Linked DNA regions of Homo sapiens: region 1 is linked to region 2. A link is an interaction called in ENCODE POLR2A ChIA-PET data of the cell type or tissue named here. Cell type or tissue: PC-9. All regions are shown on one strand. Each heading gives the region's core, and the rest is flanking DNA. Links, peaks and the distances in the headings are about the cores only.

Region 1 (10,471 bases), core at 1,256-9,255, 100 kb before region 2:
CCAGGCTGGAGTATAGTATTGCAGTCATAGCTCACTGTAACCTCAAACTACTGGGCTCGAGTGAAGCTCCTGCCTTAGCCTCCTGAGTAGCTAAGACTACAGGAGTGTGCCACCATGCCACACTAATTTAATTTTTTTAATTTTTATTTATTTACTTATTTTTTTGAGTAGAGATGGGGTTTTCTCTATGTTGTCCAGGCTAGTCTTGAGCTCCTGTACTCAAGCTCTTCTCTCACCAGGGCCTCCCAAAGGGTTGAGATTACAAGTGTGAGCCACTGCATTTGGCCTGTCTCTATATTCCTAATGTAATTCTTGGCTTGTAGGAGTCAGTCAGTAAATACGCCTTGATTCAGCAATGCATACTTCTGCGTAATGGTAAAGGATAGCACATTCATGTTTGTAGTATAGAGATCAGAACATTCTGTACAGAAAACTAATGAATTCTAAAGTTTCTGCTTTCAAGTGCTTTGTTTTTTACTTCTAGGTGAGTCTTTGGAAGTATTTTTACTCTTACCAGTGGGCACAGTTATCTGTTTACCAGGTCCATAGCAAAGCAGAAACAAAATACTATAAAAAGGCTAAGGAAGGTAAGGGTATTAATATATTAACAGCAGGGATATTAATAGCATTTCATTTTATGATCGGTTTCTGGCTGCTTCCTTACTATCTAGCCATACTAAACGTTTTGCAGTTTCCTGACTACACTGCTGTCTCTTGGCAGCTACTTCTCCATAGCACCTAGTGCCTAGCGTTACCATAATACTTACATCCTGCAGTGATTTACTTTTGTTTCTTTCTTATAGCATATACTTTTTGAAAGTAGGAAACGGGCCGGGCGCAGTGGCTCACGCCTGTAATCCCAGCACTTCGGGAGGCCGAGGCGGACGGATCACGAGGTCAGGAGATCGAGACCATCCTGGCTAACACAGTGAAACCCCGTCTCTACTAAAAATACAAAAAATTAGCCAGGCGGGGTGGCGGGCGCCTGTAGTCCCAGCTACTCTGCAGGCTGAGGCAGGAGAATGGCGTGAACCCCAGTGGGTGGAGCCTGCAGTGAGCCGAGATGGCACCACTGCACTCCAGCCTGGGCGACAGCGAGACTCCATCTCAAAAAAAAAAAAAAAAAAAAGTAGGAAACGATGCCTTTGTTTTTGGTTTAATGCCTGTCACCAAATAGATGCTTAAATGTAGGATTGAGTGAATGAATGAGGCAATGAAACTCTAAAAAGAAGACCATGTTAAAGTATGTAACTTTTAGTGTAGGTACAAGAAGGGACCACGAGCCTTAACCCCCCAAGAAGAATTCACTGTCACAGCACAGTGGAACACATTATGTTCATGATTTTTTTTTTAATGTTACAGAGTAAGTATATTTACATATGAATTTAAGAGGATTAACCCATAATCAAGTCAAACATTTATTTTTGTTTTTTAATTTTTGTAGATAACTGGGGCGATCCTCCCACCTTGGCATACCAAAGTGCTGGGATTACAGGTGTGACCACTGCATTGGCCAAATCAAGCATTGGAAATGTGGCAGTCATTTACTTTTGTGCTTATGATTGTGTCCTTTATTCCTTAGGAAGGTCTTTAGGTTTGTGTTGAATAGAGCTGAGATTTCTGCAGTCAAACATATGTTTGCTATAGAAAATTTGCCACAAATATTGTTAAATCTGTCATTTTCCTTTGCATGATTATTTGGAAGGTTAACTAAAAAACAGAATGAGAAAAAGTATTAATCTTGGTCCAGGCAAACACTTAACCTTTCTGTACTTAAGATATGTAATTTTACCTTGGGTTTTCTTAGCATGAAGTCTGTCCTTTAGGATTTCGGAATTAACACCAGCAGAAAAAGTTACCAATAGGTATTTGGGAAACAGGAAGGACGTGGTGTTCTTGGGCTGTGCTGTTTTGCCTCCAACAGTTTTTGTAAGAGAGATCCATTGCCAGAGGCAACCTTTGCCATCTTTATGTTTTGATGTTTAAAATTAATTTTTAATTTCTTTCCTGTCTTCGCTAGCAGAATCATCAAATACCTAGAAAATCCAGACTATCCTTCATAGGCGTGATTCTCCACATTGGTGCAGCTAGCCATGAACTATCCTTTTCTTCCTCTTTTTCCCAGATATCTCCCGGGGCCAATTCAGCATCTCTACCTGGCCATCCTAACAAGGTGATTTGTGAAAGGGTGAGACTTCAGAGCCTGTTCCCTCTCCTCCCAAGTGATCAGAACACTACCGTTCAAGAGGATGCTCACTTCAAAGCTTTCTTCCAGGTTCTTATATATTTACCCTTTCCCTACATAGGGCTGAAAGTCACATTCTACAGTGTTTCTAGGAAGGCTTGAAACAAAATGCCCAATATCGTCTCCTTGTTTTCTGTTGTATGTGGAAATAAGTATTCTTCTTAGAGGACTTTAATATTTTTTCAGCCAGCTTTTCTGACTAATGTTTGTCTTCTTGAGCTACTCAGCTACTGTTAATTATTTGACTACTTAATATTCTTGTGTTTTGATCTTTTGGTCTTAAATCACTTGTCCTAATAGGTCAAGTTCTGTAGGAAAGTAGAAGATAGTGTAGAATATATGAAGTTGTGTAGGAAAGGAAAAATGAAAGCATGTAAGATGTTCACTAGTTACTTGCTTGGCACCCAGAGTTCGATAGTAACATACATTTCTGAGAGAAAACATGGTTACTTGTCTTCTTTTACCTGTGGGTAAACGTGAGTTAAAAATTTTTTTTTAAATATAAAATGAAAACTCGAAAGTAAGGTGTGTAAATGGATTGAAACTCATTAGGTTATTAACAAGATTACTGGAATCTGCCCATAGAAATCATTGGCTACCAAACTTTCAATCCATATTCCTAGAGAAGCATGTTTTAGTAGTGGAAGTCAGTATCGCTGTTACCACAAAAGTTAGGTTACACAATTGCCTCTGAGTGGTAGGATTGCAGGCCAATGTGTATAAACCTGAGGTAGTGAAATAATTGATCATCAAGGCTGGGACTTTTGAATAAGAGCCAGCTCATTTTCTGTTTGTATGAAAGTGAAATGCTTGTGACACATAAAGTTGGAGATAAAAAATTTGGAGGGATAGGTGATCTAGGGCTCTTCAGTCTGGTATTCCTTCTTGGAATTTGTGCCAGGTTCTCTGCTTTGCATGTATTAACTCTTTTTGTTTTTAGCCCTCACAATAAACTAGTCATTGATAGTTTTTAAGATGTGGAAACAGGCTAAGAAAAGCTCAGTGAGGTGTCTAATCACATATGTAGTTATTTGGCAGAGAAGGGGCTCCAATCTAACTTTAGCTGTATCTTGTCTACTATGTATTTGTGGAAGAAATGGACTTAATACCCTTAATACTGCCACCAATAAAAAGGGTTTTTTTTTTTTTTTTGGATACTTTTCTCCATACTCCCTTTGTGTTTTCAAACAGTAACTCAATATAAACTTTAATTTCAGAGAGTAGCTGCCAAATGCAGTAGATTTAAATTCATGTTTTGAAAACAAAACAAAGAGCCAATTGCATTTGAGTGTTGCAGAAAGATGCAATGTATTGTTGTTAAATTTTTATTTAAATAGTTTTAATTTAACTTAAGCCTTATTTTCCTTGAACCTTAGAACAAAGCCCTCAATGAACTTTGGGGCGGGGGTGGAGGGGGATCTAGAAGGTTTTTTTTGCCCAGAAACTGCCCTACCACTGTTCGACATGAAGCAAAGTAGATCTTTCTCACAACCCCTTTGAGATACTGATACCTTCAGCTAGTTGATATCTTTTAAAAAAGGGTGTAATTTGTTAGTTCCAGTTATGCTTCTTATCCTTAAAAACTTAGTTACCACATGCAAAGAAAAACCTACCCAGCCATCTAGTGTCACAAAATTATTCCCTTAATGTGTTATGCTTTCTTATTGGCTTTCTCCTCAAGTACCTTCTCTCCCAATTCTTTCTACTTTTCCTTCTTTTTAGAATAATCTGTTTTAAACAGATTTGCCTGTGTTTTCATTTTTTTCTAAGGCACCCTCTCTGCTTCCTTTAAACTCCTGTCTTTTCTGAGGACATCAACCTTCTCTAGGAGTAAAGAAGTTAATTGATTGATTTCCACCACCCCCCACACCAAGCATGAGGAGTTGGGTGTGTGGCTAGTCAAGTGGCCATATGGGAGAAAAAATGTGTTGCTACACTTCCTGGATTCTTACTGTTGTTTCTACCACCAGTCTTTTTGAACAAAAAAAGTTATCCTGTTTTTGAGCTTTTTTTTTGTCAGTCATATCTATTATTTATCAGTTCTGTCATTGTCCTTGTTTATTACAAACTTCTACATTTTGCTTCTCATATTTGCTTGTTTTGTATTGCTCCTAGTCAAGACTTCTTTTTAATTGCCCAAAATTCAGGGTTTTCGTTTAAATTTTACATGCTTTGTGAAATAATATTTGTGAAATATTTCATATATGCAATTTAGAAAATGTAAAGCAGACATCTATATAATAATAAGACCATCTAGTATAAGAAACCAGCCATTACCAACACTTTTGAAGCCCCCATATGACCCTCCATGTTATATCCCATACTTGTGCCTCACGTACATCTCTCTTCAGTATCCTTTTGTTTTTCTGTATGGTTTTACCATATAAAATATCCCTTGATATTATACTGTTTAATTTTGCTTGTTTCTGAAGTTAGTATAAATGATGTCACACTTTGTATACTTTTTAAAAAATTCATCCCTACTAGTGTATCTGCCTGTATATACTTGATTTATTTTATTGTTTTTAGTTTTCTATTATATGACTATACTGCAGCTTGTCTCCTTTCTTTTTGCTTGACATTTGGGTAGTTTCCTGTTTTTTTTGTTTTGTTTTGTTTTTGTTTTTTAATGCTATTACAGGCAGTGCTTCCAGTAATATTTTGTATGTGCTTCCCGGTGCACATTTGGTTGGTATTTTAATGTTTCTGTGAAAATGATGGCTTTGTGTACTCATTGCCCACAGAAGAGGTGTAAGTGTAGGCTCATTTGCATCTCTATAAAAACCCATATTTAAAATTAGAATCTTAAAGTGCTTCATACAATATTTTAAACATTTTTAAATTAAGGTATACTTAACATAAAATTTACTTTTTTAGCATATAGGTTTGTGAGTTTGACAAATGCATACAGATGTGGAGTCACCACCACAATGAATAATAAAACACCCCCCAAAATTCCCTGATGTTTCTTTGCTGTCAACCCCTGTCTTAAAGTTTTAAAATTAGGCATGTCTTTACTATCAGTGGATTCAATGGTTGTGATTGAAGATAGTAAGTTTTCAAAAGGTAATTAAGTACATGGTGAAATAATTTTATATCTGGCACAACCATTAATTTTAGGGGTGTTTGTGGTATCTTAATGACTGCTATGTTATAGCTTTTATTTTGTAAATTTGTTAACAGAAAGGGGTCCTGATCCAGACCCCAGGAGAGGGTTCTTAGATCTTGTGCTAGAAAGAATTTGAGGTGAATCCATAAAGTGAAAGCAAGTTTATTAAGAAAGTAAAGGAGAGCAGCCCTAAGGCCTGCTGGTTGCCCATTTTTATGGTTATTTCTTGATTATGTGTTAAACACGGGGTGGATTATTCATGCCTCATTTATAGACAAGGTAGGGGCTCCCACACGGTGGCTCGCACCTGTAATCCCAGCAATTTGGGAGGCCGAAGCAGGTGGATCACTTGAGGTCAGGAGTTCGAGATCAGCCTGGCCAACATGGGGAAACCCCGTCTCTACTAAAAATACAAAAATTAACCAGGCGTGGTGGTGCGCACCTGTGGTCCCAGCTACTCAAGAGGCTGAGACACAAGAATCGCTTGAATCCGGGAGGCAGAGGTTGCAGTGAGCTGAGATTGTGCCACTGCACTCCAGCCTGGGCAACAGAGCAAGACTACCTCTCAAAAAATAAAAATAGACCATATTGGGTAACTTCCTGACATTGCCATGACATTTGTAAACTGTCATGGTGCTGGTGGGAGTGTAGCAGTGAGGATGACCAGAGGTCATTGTCATCACCATCTTGGTTTTAGTGGGTTTTAGCCGGCTTCTTTACTGCAACCTGTTAATATCAGGAAGGTCTTGTATCTTGTGCTGACCTCCTATCTCATCCTGTGACTCAGAATGCCTAACGTGATGGGAATGCAGCCCAGCAGGTCTCAGTCTTATTTTACCAAGCCACTGTTTAGTATGGAGGCACTCTGGTTCAAACGCCTCTAACAAATTTACTAAAGTTAAATTAGGTGAATGAAAATTTGAAAAGCTATACACATAGAGAAATATGCCAGGTTTCTGAAAGAGAAAATTATTGTGAAAATATCTATATTCTAGCAAATTTGTAGACTTAATGAAATTTCTAGCCAAAATATCAGCAGAATTTTGTTTTTAGAGCTTTCAGAATTGTTTTTAAATTCATATGGAAGATTATTGAAGAAAAGGGGGAAAAACTTTTCCAAAAATTGTCATAAGGGGAGAAATATGCCATAAGAGATAGCAAATCCTATTAGAAAGAAATAGCTCTGTCAGAGACCTCTGTGTTGGTATTAGGTTGGTGCAAAAGTAATTCTGGTTTCAGACCGTGAATTTTAAATCATCGTAGTTAGGCCCAAACACATCTTTATTACTCAAAATGGGAACCATTACAATCAACACATTTTTACCAACGATAAATAAGTTTGTTTATTCTGGTAGCATAAAAATCACTGCTTCGGGATTGGACGTACTCTTGGAAAGTATTTTCTGCATCCTGCTGGTTGTAGAAGGCTTTTCCCAGCAAAAAAGTTGGTTGTCGAGATGCTTGAAGAAGTGGTAGTCGGTCAGCGAGAGGTCAGGTAAATATGGCAGATGAGGCAAAACTTTGTAACCCAATTTGTTCAATTTTTGAAGCGTTGGTTGTGCGACGTGCCAAGAATTCAACGAGAAGAACTGGGCCCTTTCTGTTGACCAGTGCTGGCTGCAGGCATTGTAGTTTTCGGTGCACCTCATCAATTTGCTGAGCATACTTCTCAGATGTAATGGTTTTGCAGGGATTCAGAAAGCTGTAGTGGCTGGGCACGGTGGCTCATGCCTGTAATCCCAGCACTTTGGGAGGCTGAGGCGGGTGGATCACCTGAGGTCAGGAGTTCAAGACTAGCCTGGCCAACATGGTGAAACCCCATCTCTACTAAAAATACAAAAATTATCCGGATGTGGTGGCACATGCCTGTAATCCCTGCTACTCGGGAGGCTGAGGCAGGAGAATCACTTGAATCCGGGAGGCGGAGGTTACTGTGAGCCGAGATCGCGCCATTGCACTCCAGCCTGGATGACAAGAGCGAAACTGTCTCCAAAAAAAAAAAAAAAAGCTGTAGTGGATCAGACCAGCAGCAGACCACCAAACAGTGACTGTGACCTCTTTTTGGTGCAAGTTTGGCTTTGGGAAGTGCTTTGGAGCTACTTCTTGGTCCACCCACTGAGCTGGTTATCGGTTGTTGTATAAAATCCACTTTTCCTCTCATAACAAAATCTGATCAAGAAATGGTTCCTTGTTCTTGTGTAGAATAAGAGAAGATGATACTTCAAAACGATTTTTTTTTTTTAAATTTTCGGTTAGCTCATGAGGCACCCACTTAACCGAGCTTTTTCACTTTTCCAATTTGCTTCAAATGCCAACCTACCATAGCATAGAACAATTCATGTTGAGTTCTTCGGCAACTTCGCATGTAGTTGTAAGAGGATCAGCTCGATGATTGCTCTCAATTGGTCATTGTCAACTTCTGATGGCCAGCCATGCTCCTCATCTTCAAGGCTCTCGCCTCCCTTGCAGAACTTCTTGAACCACCACTGCACTGTATATTCGTTAGCAGTTCCTGGGCCAAATGCATTGTTGATGTTGCAAGTTGTCTCTGCTGCTTTATGACCCACCTTGAACTAAAATAAGAAAATTGCTTGAATTTGCTTTTTGTCTAACATCATTTCCTTAGCCTAAAATAAACATAAATAGCAAGTAATAAGTCATTAACAAAGAACATAAAGTGAGAAATTCCCATTAAAATGATATATAACATAACCACATTTATTTAAGAACGTATTCCAATACCAAACGGCAAATTCCAACACTGCATAAACTGCAGTTATTTTTGCACTCACCTAATACATCTGGTGGATATTTTTCAGCCCTTCATCCTGCATCCTTGAAACCTCCTTCGCCTGGCTTCCATCACACTCCACCCTCCTGCTAATCAAGTACCCAGCATTAAATGTTGGTGTTTCTTAGGTTTCCGTATTGGGCCTTGTTTTCATTACATAAACTTTTGAGGGGCAATTTTGTCTATGTCTGCAGCTTCATGAATGATGATCTGTATATCAACACTCCTAAATTTATATTCCTACCCTCTGAGCTTCAGCTGTTTACAGAACACCTCCAGGCGGGGTATCTCTCAAAGGATCTCTTGATTTCAGGTTGTTTTAGTATCTTTCCTATTTTCACTGGTTTCATGTTTATACTTTAGATTTTTTGTTTTAGTCTCTTATCTATAATTATAGCTTAAAATTATTATAGTTACAGATACATGAGTAGAATCTAGTATTCTGGTAGAAATATAGTGATACTTACAATTGTAGCATCAAGCTAAATTAGTTTTTGTGAACCAGTGATGTTTTGTGTAATTAGGAACTGTGAAAAATATAGTATATAACATCACTAGTCTGTTACTCAAATACTAGCCATGCAGGCCTCCTTAGACTTAGGAAACCACTTTATTTATAGTTCCTGTGTTTTGGTGGACTAGCAGTTATAGCCAATGATAGGAAAATACCGTATTTTACTATTCATCATGGTGTGATTGCAATACGTTATACTACTAGAGTGCCTTTCTGAGCAGCCACTGCATATCAAACTGTTATTTTCTTTGGGCTTCGGTTTAAAAAAAAAAAAACTTGGCACGTATCAAAGAGCAAAATTTTTTTGTTTCTGCATGTTTATGGTAACTTTTGAAAACAACATGGTAACTTTTGAAAACAACATTCAGAGCCTCTTCTATATCTGCAAGTAAAATAACATTTCAGGAGAATATATTAGTTGTCTGGTTGAGAGACAGAATTTCATTGCAAAATTGTGATCTGAGGAGTATAAGAATTATACATCAAATGAAAGTCCTATGTGAAATGAGACTGTGTACATTATGTAGTTCAAGGGCAGCATGTTCACTGAACTGCCTTAAAAAGTTTCAGTTTCACTAATAGAAACACATTTAGGCCGGCCGTGGTGGCTCATGCTTATAATCCCAGCACTTTGGGAGGCTGAAGTGGGCGGATCATGAGGTCAAGAAATAAAGACTGTCTTGGCCAACATGGTGAAATACATCTCTACTAAAAATACAAAAATTGGCTGGTGCGCGCCTGTAGTCCCAGCTACTTGGTAGACTGAGGCAGGAGAATCGCCTAAACCCAGGAGGCGGAGGTTGCAGTGAGCTGAGATCGCGCCACTGCACTCCAGCCTGGCAGCAGAGCGAGACTCTGTCTCAGCAACCAAAAAACCACATTTTACGTATTATCTGGACATAGTTTAAAAATGAAAACCTCAGCTTGTGGAGAATAAAATGAGGTAATGTTAGAAGTCATTTTGTAAACTATTGTGTGATCCAAATATAAAATTCTTAATTTTCTGCTTTCCCCAGCTTATATCCATCTTCTGCAAAACAAAAAAGGATCTTGTCTTATTTTTTAGTAACAAGTTGCTTATATAGAGTGTTGATTTCTAAGTGTTTTCACATTTATTTAAAATGAATAAAATTTAGTGAGAGTTTGCTCTTCCTGGGCCCTTTGCATTTAACTGTTTTTCCTTAATTGTGGAATAAGAAACTTCATTTTTGTTAAAGGTAATTAAGGCAAGTAGAGAAAGTCTGGGAGTTTAAAGGAGAATTGAAGATTCTTAACTCATGCTGTGCTTATTTGTAAATCTAAGGTGAAGAGTAGTCCTGACTGATTAGAAAGAGGACCAGGTTCTTGAGAAATTCCATTTCCCCACACAAGTTGCCTCTTTGCTGCTTTGGGAAGGAAGTCCTTAGGGCTCACTAGTGGTTGCCATTAGAGGCATGTTGTAGTCACTGAGTAGAACTTGAAACCTGTTTCTGTTTTGGGAAAAGTTTGTCTGGCTCAGCATCTCCTATTATCTCTAAGACTTGCTGATATATATATAAACCCAAGATATATATTACATATAAAATTGTTTTTCTTTAGCCTTTAATGACTTCTGACTTGTTCATCTGGAATTATGGAATGCATTCTTATGCCTGCCTCAGGTTCATTTCACTTCTGTTGATGTTTTGGTAATAAAAATGGTTTGGTGTTAATAGAGGTGTACTCCTAGACTCATTTTTATCAGATTTAATGCTAAGCATAAAACCTGCCTTTCCTTCCTTCCTCCCATTATGACCTCTTTGACCTCCCTTGATCCCTAAATCTGTAGCAGTG
Region 2 (10,471 bases), core at 1,661-9,660:
CCTCCGGAAGTACTATCAACCTTAGAGAAGTTAACTTGTCCAAGATCAATCAACTGTAAATGGCAGAGACAGAATTCAAACTAAGCTCTGCTGACTTCAAATCTTGCTCCTTTCACTGTCTTCCAGCCGAGTAGAAGAGAGCGGTCAGTGTATACAGCATTGTTCAGCTTGGGAGGGGAAGGACGAGGGAGTTTGCCTAGGAGTTTCCCTGTCTTTATGAAGTCAGTGGCTAGATCTTCTGCTGAGCTACTGTGGGGGAATTTGATAAGAAATCACCCTGATTGAAGCTTTTATCCTGTTCTGATAGAAAATTCAAAGAAATAAAAGCACTGGAAAGGGGAGACCCTTGGGGAGTAAATGTACCACCATCCATGACATTTTATGTTGGGACCAATCGATTTATCCATTGGGTATGTACTTTTACACTTATCCTCATATTTGAGGAAGGGCCAAATTTTTATGACTTTCCCTTACTATAGAGATCTCTAACTCCTTGTTACTCAAAGTATGGTTTGTGGACCAGCAGTAGGGTGACCAACCATCCCGATTTGCCTGGAGCTCTGAGATTTTCTGGGACAAGGGACTTTCAGTGCTAAAACTGAGGTAGTCCTGGGATGAGTTGGTCACTCTAACCAGCAGCACCAGCATCCCCTGGGAGCTTGTTAGAAATGGAGAATTCCAGGCTTACTGTATCAGAATCTGCACTTGAACAAGACCATACACACATTCAGGTCAGAAAAGCATTTCTCTAGGTTAAATATTGGTAGAGTGGGTTGAATGGTGGGTGGGCTTTATCTAATCAGTTGAAGGCCTCAATAGAACAACCCCCTATATTAGTCAGGGTTTTCTATAGAAACAGAATCTATAAACTTAGTTTAAGGAATTGGGTCACACAATTGTGGGAGCTCGATGAATTCAAAATCTGATGGGGGAGACCCAGGAAGCAGCTGCGGTTCAAGTCCAAAGGCAGTTAGGCTGGAAACCCAGATGAGGTCCAAAACCATATGCTGGCAGAATTCCCTTTTGCTTGGGGGAGGTCAGCCTTTTGTTTGATTCAGGCCTTCAACTGATTAGATAGAGCCCACTCACATTATGGAGGGCAATTCACTTTGCTCAAAGTCCATCAATCTAAAGGGAAATCTCACCCCAAAACACCCTCACAGAAACATCCAGAACAATGTTTGACCAAATATCTGGGTATCATGGCCCAGGTAATCTGACATAAAAAATTAACCATCACAGAAATCCCTGGAACCTGTGTTATCTTATCTGAAAAAAGAGTCTTTGAAGATGTTAGAAAGGATCTTGAAATGAGGAGATTATCCTGGATTCTCCAAGAAAGCCCCCAACTTAATGACAAGTGTCCTTATAAAAGACACACAGGGCCGGGTGTGGTGGTTCACACCTGTAATCCCAGCACTTTGGGAGGCCGAGGCGGGTGGATCACCTGAGGTCAGGAGTTTGAGACCAGCCTGGCCAACACGGTGAAACCCCGTCTCTACTAAAAAAATACAAAAATTAGCTGGGCGTGGTGATGGGAGCCTGTAATCCCAGCTACTCAGGAGGCTGAGGCAGGAGAATTGCTCGAGCCTGGGAGGCGGAGGTTGCAGTGAGCTGAGATCGGGCCTCTGCACTCCAGCTTGGGTGACAAGAGTGAAATTCCATCTCAAAAAAAAAAAAAAAAAGACACACAGGCTGCCATGGTGGCTCACACTGGATCGCTGGAGGCTAGGAGTTCAAGGCCAGCCTGGGTAACATAACAAGACCCCCATCTCTATTTTATAAAAAGAGAGAGAGAGAGAAAGAAAGGAGAGACATATCAAAGAGATGAAGGCTGTGTGAAGGTGGAGAAGAGATTGGGGTAATGTGGCCACAAACCAAGGAAGCCAAGGAATGCCTCCAGCCACCAGAAACTGGAAGAGGCAAAGAAGAATCCTCCCCAAGAGCCTCCAGAGGGAGCATGGCCTGCCAACACCTTGATTTTGGACTTCTGGCCTCCAGAACTGTGAGAGAATGAATGTCTACTGTTTCAAGACACCGGTTCGTGGCAACTGGCTATGGGAGCCACAGGAAGCTAATACGACTGGGAAATGGCAAGAAGCTTGTCTACCTGACTTCTCTGCAGGGCAGTGGGTCCACACCACGCACTTGCACACATACTAGGAGGGAGGCCAGAGGCAGTCCTCGCTTCCTCAGGGACCCCTTCCTGCTGGTCTCCTCCCACCTCCTGCCCGGGTTCTGCTCTGCCACAGTAGCTCAGCTCTGTGTCCCCACCGCTAGCCGGCATCTCCTCCCTGCTCTGCACCACAGTCCTGTGTGCTTCACTCTGCAGACCCCAGGCTCCAAATATGTCATCTTTATTCTCTCTCTCAGATCTAGGAGGCCTTCATCCCTCACCTCAGCCCTGGGCCCACCTGCTGCCACTATCTCTCAAGTCACAAGCATTTATTGTGCATCTGCTAGGAGTTGGGCACTTGAAGTGCTGGGGGCCCCTAGAAGTTTCTGCCCTTCAGAAGTTCACTGTCTGCTCAGTAATTTTCCATCGTCTCACCTCTCTGAAAACATCGCCTCTGGCCATTGATTTCCAGGAATCTGCTTAGTGCCTGCACCTCCTCCCCCTCACAGGATGCAAGGATACCTGTGTGTGGGATATTAGAGCTGAAATGTAACTGCAGAGTCTCTTTCAAAGGTGCACAGTTTCATTTGTTGGTCATCACTGTGGAAAAAACCATATGCCAAATGAAAGTAAAGCAAGGGTCTGGGCGTGGTGGCTCATGTCTGTAATCCCAGCACTTTGGGGGGCCGAGGTGGGTTGATCACTTGAGGTCAGGAGTTTGAGATCAGCCTGGCCAACATGGTGAAACCCCATCTCTACTAAAAACACAAAAATTAGCCGGGCATGGTGGTGTGCCCCTGTAGTCCCAGCTGCTGAGGAGGCTGAGGCAGGAGAATTGCTTGAACCCAGGAGGTGGAGGTTGCAGTGATCCAAGATTGAGCTACTGCACTCCAACCTGGGCAACAGAGTGAGACTCTGTCTCAGAAAAAAAAAAAAAAAAAAGAAAAGAAAAGAAAGTAAAGCAGGGGCTGAATTTGACATAAATAATGACAAATTATTATTTCATTAAAGCCACAGACCTAAGGCCTAGTCTTATTTGTATAAGAAAAGATAAGGAACAATGATGTTACATTTTCTAATCTAGAGTAGCTAAAAGTTTACACAAATGTTAACCCAGTACTAGAAAATGTGAGGATAGGTCTGATTCCATATCTTGCATCTTAAAAAAGTCATACTGTAAAATCTACTTCAATAATCAAGATGTTTAATCAGTATAGATTTGTGCGTATTTATCCCCGTGTTATGCTCTGTGAGTCCAAGAATAACTCATTCTATTGTGCTTTGCTTTATCACACCTTGCAGATACTGCACGTTTTACAAATGGAAGGTTTATGGCAACCCTGCCTGGAGCAAGGCTATCGGTGCCATTTTTCCAACAGCATGTGCTCACTTCACGTCTGTGTCACATTTTCATCATTCTTACAGCATTTCAAACTTTTTCATTATTATAATTATGACTGTGATTATTATTTCGAGACAGGGTCTCACTCTGTTGCCCAGGCTGGAGTGCCGTGGTGCGACCACTGTAGCCTCAACCTCCTGGGCTCAAACAATCCGCCCACCTCAGCCCCTTGAGTAGCTGGGACTACAGACGCATGCCACTAGTTTTTTTAATTTTTTTGTAGAGACAGGGTCTCATTATGTTGTCCAGGCTGGTCTTGAGTTCCTGGACTCAAGTGATCCTCCAACCTCAGCCTCCCGAAGTGCTAGGTTTACAGGCATGATCAGTGACCTTTGATGTTACTATTGTAATTGTTTTGAGGTGCCACAAATCGCACCCATATAAGACAGCAAACTTAATCAATAAGTGTGCATGTTCCGATTGCTCAACTGACCAACCGGCTATTTCCCCATCTCTCTCCCCTCTTCCGTGGGCCTCCCTACTCCCTGAGACACAATAACATTGAAGTTAAGCCAACTAATAATCCTACAATAGCCTCTAAGTGTTCAAGTGAAAGGAAGAGTCGCACGACTCTCACTTTAAATCAAAAGCTACAAATGATTAAGCTTAGTGAGGAACGCATGTCGAAAGCTGAGATCGGCCAAAAGCTATGCCTCTTGTGCCAGTTAGTCAAGTTGTGAATGCAGGGGAAAAGCTGTTGAAGGATGTTGAAAGTGTCACTCCAGGGAACATACAAATGATAAGAAAGCAAAACATCCTTATTGCTGATACGGGGAAAGTTTGAGTAGTCTGGATAGAAGATCAAACCAGCCACAACATTCCCTTTAGCCAAAGCCTAATCCAGACCAAGGCCATAACTCTTCAATTCTGTGGAGGCTGAGAGAGGTGAGGTTATCTATAGAAGAAAACTTGGAAGCTAACAGAGGCTGGTTCATCAGATTGAAGGAAAGAAGCCAGCTCTATAACATAAAAGTGCAAGGTGAAGCAGCAAGTGCTGATGTAGAAGCTGCAGCAAGTTATCCAGAAGATCTGGCTAAGATCACTGACGAAGGCGGCTGCGCTAAACAACAGATTTTCAATGTAGATAAAACAAACAGCTTTCTCTTGGATGAAGAGGCCATGTAGGACCCTCATAGCTAGAGAGGAGAAGTCAGTGCCTGGCTTCAAACTTTAAAGAACAGGCTGGCTCTCTTATTAGGAGCTAATGCAGCTGGTGGCTTTAAGTTGAAGTCAGTGCTCATTTGCCATTCTGAAAATTCTAGGACCTTTAAGAGTTATGCTAAAGCTGGCCAGGCGTGGTGGCTCACGCCTGTAATCCCAGCATTTTGGGAGGCCGAAGGGGGTGGATCACCTGAGGTCAGGAGTTTGAGACCAGCCCGGCCAACATGGCAAAACCCCATCTTTACTAAAAATACAAAAATTAGCCAGGTGTGGTGGTGCATGCCTGTGATCCCAGCTACTCAGGAGGCTGAGACAGGAGTATCACTTGAACCCAGGAGGCACCCGGGAGGCAGAGGTTGCCGTAAGCTGGGATCACACCACTGCACTCCAGCCTAGGCAACACAGCGAGACTCTGTCTCAAAAAAAAAAAAAACAAAAAAAAAACATGCTAAAGCTACTCTTCTTGTGCTCTATAAATGGAATAGCAAAGCCTGGATGACAGCATATCCGGTAATTAGCATGGTTTACTGAATATTTTAAGCCCACTATTGAGATTTACTGCCCAGAAAAAGAAGAAAAGATTCCTTTCAGAAAATTACCACTCACTGACAGTTCACCTGGTCACCCAAGGGCTCTGATGAAGATGTGCAAGGAGATGAATGTTGTTTTCATGCCTGCTAACACAACATCCAGTCCATAGCCCATGGATCAAAGAGTAATTTTGACTTTCAAGTCCTATTACTTAAGAAATACATTGGCCGGGCATGGGGGCTCACGCCTGCAATCCCAGCACTTTGGGAGGCTGAGGCGGGCGGATCATGAGGTCAAGAGATCGAGACCATCCTGGCTAACATGGTGAAACACTGTCTCTACTAAAAATACAAAAATTAGCTGGGCTGGGTGGCACACGCCTGTAGTCCCAGATACTTGGGAGGCTGAGGCAGGAGAATTGCTTGAACCTGGGAGGTGGAGGTTGCAGTGAGCCAAGATTGCGCTACTGTACTCCAGCCTGGGTGACAGAGCAAGACTCCATCTCAAAAAAAAAAAAAAAAAAAAAGAAAGAAATACATTTTGTTGGGCCATAGCTGCCATTGATCTTGATTCCTCTAATGGATCTGGGCAAAGTAAATTGAAAGACTTTGGAAAGAATTAATCATTCTAGATGCCATTAAGAACATTCATGATTCATAGGAGAAGGTCAAAATAGCCACATTAACAGGATTTGGGAGAAGTTGATTCCAACGCTCATAGTTGACTTTAGGGGGCTCAAGACTTCTGTGGAGGAAGTAACTGCAGATGTGGTAGACACAGCAAGAGAAGTACAGTTAGAAGTGGAGCCTGAAGATGTGACTGAATTGCTGCCATCTCACAATCAAACTTGAATGAAGGAGGTGTTGTTTCTTCTGAATGAGCCAAGAACATCTTTTCTTGATGTGGATTCTACTCCTGATGAAGACGCTGTGGACATTGTTGAAATGACAACAGAGGATTTAGAATATTACATAACGCAGTTCATAAAGCAGTGGCATGGTTTGATAGGATTGATTCCAGTATTGAAGGAAGTTCTACTGTGGGTAAATGCTATCAAATAGTATCTCATGCTACAGAGAAATCTTTGGTGAAAGAGTCAATCGATGTAGCAAACTTCATCATTGTTTTATTTCAGGAAATTGCCACAGGCATCCTGATCTTCAGCAGCCACCACCCTGATCAGTCACCAGCCACAACACTGAGGCAAGACCCTCCAGCAGCAAAAAGATGACTCACTGAAGGCTCAGGTGATCATTAGCATTTTTCAGTAATAAAGTATTTTACAAGACCAGTGCTCTAACCCATTAGCTATGGAGCCGTAATAAAGTATTTTAAAATTCCAGCGGGCATGGTGGCTCACGCCTATAATCCCAGCACTTTGGGAGGCTGAGGAGGGTGGATCACCTGAGGTCAACAGTTCGAGACCAGCCTGGCCAACATGGAGAAACCCCGTCTCTACTAAAAATACAAAAATTAGCCGGGAGTGGTAGCGGGGGCCTGTAATCCCAGCTATTCAGGAGGCTGGGGCAGGAGAATCGCTTGAACTCATGAGACAGAGGTTGCAGTGAGCTGAGATCACGCTACTGTACTCCAGCCTGGGTGACACGGTGAAACTCTGTCTCAAAATAAATAAATAAATAAATAAATAAATAAATAAATAAGGTATATATGTTGTGCTGGGTGCAATGGTGGATGCCTGTAATCCTAGCACTTTGGGAGGTCAAGGCAGGTGGACTGTTTGAGCCCAGGAGTTTGAGACCAGCCTGAGCAACATAGTGAGACCCCATCTCTAAAAAAATACAAAAAATTAGCTGGGTGTGGTGACTCATGCCTGTACTCCCAGCTACTCAGGAGGCTGAGGTGGGAGGTTCGCTTGAGCCCTGAAGGCAGAGGTTGCAGTGAGCCGAGATTGTGCCACTGCACTCCAGCCTCGGCAACAGAGTGAGCCCTGTCATTAAGAAAAAAAAAAAAAAAAAAAAAACGGCCGGGCGCAGTGGCTCATGCCTGTAATCCCAGCACTTTGGGAGGCCGAGATGGGCGGATCACGAGATCAGGAGATCGAGACCATCCTGATGAACACGGTGAAACCCCATCTCTACTAAAAATACAAAAAATTAGCCGGGCGTGGCAAGCGCCTGTAGTCCCAGCTACTCGGGAGGCTGAGGCAGGAGAATGGCGTGAACCCAGGAGGCGGAGCTTGCAGTGAGCCGAGATCGCGCCACTGCACTCCAGCCTGGGAGACAAAGCGAGACTCCGTCTCAAAAACAACAACGACAACAACAACATCAAGGCTGAACTGACCTTTAGCACCAAAGAGACCACTCTGTCTCTCCTCTCTCAGGTTTAACTTTCTCATAAAAATCTTACCCCCAGCCCATTTTAACTTAACTCACAATATATGCCTGGCACTATGCAAGACTCTGGAAATGTGAAGAGGAACAAAATAGCTATGGCTGACCCCTAGTTGGCCACAGTTTATAGTCTACCAGAAATAGTTATCAAAGTGTGGTCTGGGGACCTCGGAGGAGGGAGGGAGAGTCTTGGAGCCCTTTTGGGGCTGTGTGTGAAGGCCAAACTACATTCCTGTATTCATAATAATATAGCCAGTTCTCTTTCTTCATGGTAGTTATGTTCTATAAAGTTGCTGTGAATGCTGAATAAGTGAATACTGAATTATTACTCTTAAGGGAAATACAGGGTTAGGTTCCTAAAGCCTCTGGTCATTTTTGTCAACCAACCAATACGTAACTTTGTTTTCTGTGTATTTCTATTTAAAGATACCTTAACATGAGAGGATGGTGGCATGTATGCCATCTCCCATTCATGTTCCTACTTCCCTGGAAGGCTGAGATGATTTCTTATGCCTTCCAGGTTCTGATGAGATTAGGGCTTTATGCTGTGGCCCCCTCAGAATAGAGCTGCAGAATACTAAAGCCCTTAGCTGCAGCTAAGAATGAGCTTCTCGAAAGGGCGTCCCATGGCTTGCCTTGCAGTTATCTGACCCCTCTTGTTTTGGTGTTGTCCTTTTGGTGAGTGGGACAAAGACCATAGGAGCTGGCACCTTGAGCCACTCTTCCTTTTGCTGTTTACGTAAGTGCCAAACAGTCTGATCTAAAAGTAGCCTGTTGTACCTTTCCGGTTCAACCAGGCAGGCCTTGTCCTTGCCCTCGTGTGTGCTCAACAAATAGGAAAGACCAAGAGGCAGGTATTAGATCAGCGTATTGCCTAGGCATTCTGCTCATTACTAGCCCATCTGACCCCTACATCTGCAGCCTGAAACCCAGTGATGAGAAAATTCTCCACGTTACAACCCTCATAAATGGCATTAACCTCTTCTAGAAGAAGATGGATTGCAAATGATTTTTAGATGTTCTTGTGGATAATACTTGCAGTATCTACACATTTAACGTTTGTTCATATTACCATCATTGCAGAACACAGGGGTAAAAAAGCTGCAAGTTGGAGAAGGAGTCTTTGCTTCTCCAAAGGAGACTTCTCTCCTCTTTTGCTCTCTCAGGAAAGAGGGGACTCTAAAGTAGTTCACTTAGGGGTGGACCATGCAACATGGCTAAAAATGAGGCCTGCCCAGAGACCAAGGCTTTTCACAACTTCCTCTGTCATTCTGTGAAACTTAGTCTTAAACAGATCAGGGTTTTGCCTGGCTAAAAACTGTATTCTCTACTTTATCTGAAGTGAAATGTATTTCTCCTGTTCCAGCCAGTGACCAATCCAACCATCTTATCCTGGAAAAAAAAAATAAATTGTAAGCATCCTCAAGATGCATTCACTTTCGAAGTTTTATTATTTACTGGCTCACAAAGTAATAATGTACACTGTAAAAAAGTGTGCAAGGCCGGGCTTGTGGTGGCTCACGCCTGTAATCCCAGCTCTTTGGGAGGCCAAGGTGGGTGGATCACGAGGTCAGGAGATCGAGACCATCCTGGCTAACATGGTGAAACCCTGACTCTACTAAAAATACAAAAATTAACAGGGCATGGTGGTGCGCACCTGTAGTCCCAGCTACTCAGGAGGCTGAGGCAGGAGAATCACTTGAACCTGAGAAGCAGAGGTTACAGTGAGCCAAGACTGCGCCACTGCACTCCAGCCTGGCAACAGAGCGAGACTCCGTCTCAGAAAAACAAAACAAAAAAAAGTGCAAAATACAAAAAGTAGAAATAAGCACACAGAAAAATCAGTCTCGCATCTACAAGGAGGCAACAACTGTTAATATTCTAAGATACTTCCCTTAAGTCCTTTATGTATTTTTTTCCTTTACACAAGCACAACTCTATATGCGATCTTGTGCTTAGCCTTTTGATTCACATCATTTCATATTTCTCCATGATTTCACATTGTAAATATCATGTTGACTAACTGCATAGCGATTTGTGGATGCATCAAAATTTACCTAACTCTTCCTCAAACATGTGGCACGTAGGTTAAGAAGCTTGTCACTCTTGACACAAGCTATCTGAATGAGTGACAGACGGTATGGTGTGGTTAAAATAGCAGTGACTTTGCAGTCACATTTTTTGACCCATGTTTGAGATCTGGGTCAGCCACTTGTAACTTGTTTGTGTGACTTTAGGCAAACCACTTAATTTCTCTGAGCCTCAATTCCTTTCCTGGTCTATAAAATAGGACAGGTAACTTCCACTTCACTGAGTTGTTCTAAGTCAGGAGTGGACAGACTATAGCTCAGCGGCCAATTCCAGGCCACTATCTGTTTTTGTAAAAAAAAGTCTCAAAGGCACACAGCCATCTCCATTCCTTTATACATCGTGTATGGCTGCTTTTGTACCACAAGGGCAGAGCAGAGAAGTTGTGACAGAGACATGGCCTGCAAAAATATCTGGCCCTCTATAGAAAAGATTTGATGACCCCTATTCTAAATAATGGACATGAAAGTAATTCTGTAGACAGAAAAAAGCCTAACCAAATGTGAAAGATTATTCATGGCAGAGCCTACAGTAGGTGCTCATTAAACATTTGTTCTAAGGATGTGTAGCTCAATGGAGAATTGTATTCACCAGAATCCCTGCAGAATGAGTCTCTGTTTAGGAGAAGCATGAAGGAGGAGGTGATTCAGAAGAGCATCAGGATGGGGTGAGAACCCTGTGCAAAGGGACAGAAAAGGAGATTTTTAACACCTGGGAAACTACAGGGACAAGGAGAACTGTGTGAAGATGTTTAGAAGCTTTCTGGATGATGCTCTGAATAAAACTCCTGTGCAGCCCAATTAAAGTAAACATCTACAGTAA

What was found. ChIA-PET counts read pairs that join two places held together with the same protein. Peaks named below come from ENCODE experiments on the same cell type or tissue, not always from the same donor. Only the 100,000 strongest peaks of a DNase experiment are listed, where the experiment ranks them.
Region 1: POLR2A ChIA-PET joins it to region 2 with 20 read pairs; 4 of 35 experiments call an interaction of 5 or more read pairs at or near these places.

What each region holds. Positions count from the first base shown.
Region 1 is chr9:36,382,271-36,392,741 of GRCh38, reverse strand. RNF38 (ring finger protein 38) reads left to right here. Exons shown (of 12, transcript NM_022781.5): 2 at 2,126-2,275. Among named protein-coding and RNA genes, the nearest start is that of RNF38, 13 kb to the left of the region's middle. RefSeq lists an enhancer at 478-978. In PC-9, for the core only: no CTCF peak of the experiment used is centred there; a DNase peak (open chromatin) is centred at 6,141; H3K27ac peaks cover 1,817 bases.
Region 2 is chr9:36,280,374-36,290,844 of GRCh38, reverse strand. It overlaps LOC124902150 (a long non-coding RNA gene), which reads right to left. Exons shown (of 3, transcript XR_007061473.1): 3 at 5,706-6,137. It overlaps LOC102724322 (a long non-coding RNA gene), which reads right to left and starts at 2,831. Exons shown (of 5, transcript XR_001746660.2): 1 at 2,552-2,831. In PC-9, for the core only: no CTCF peak of the experiment used is centred there; DNase peaks (open chromatin) are centred at 6,414 and 9,624; H3K27ac peaks cover 2,897 bases.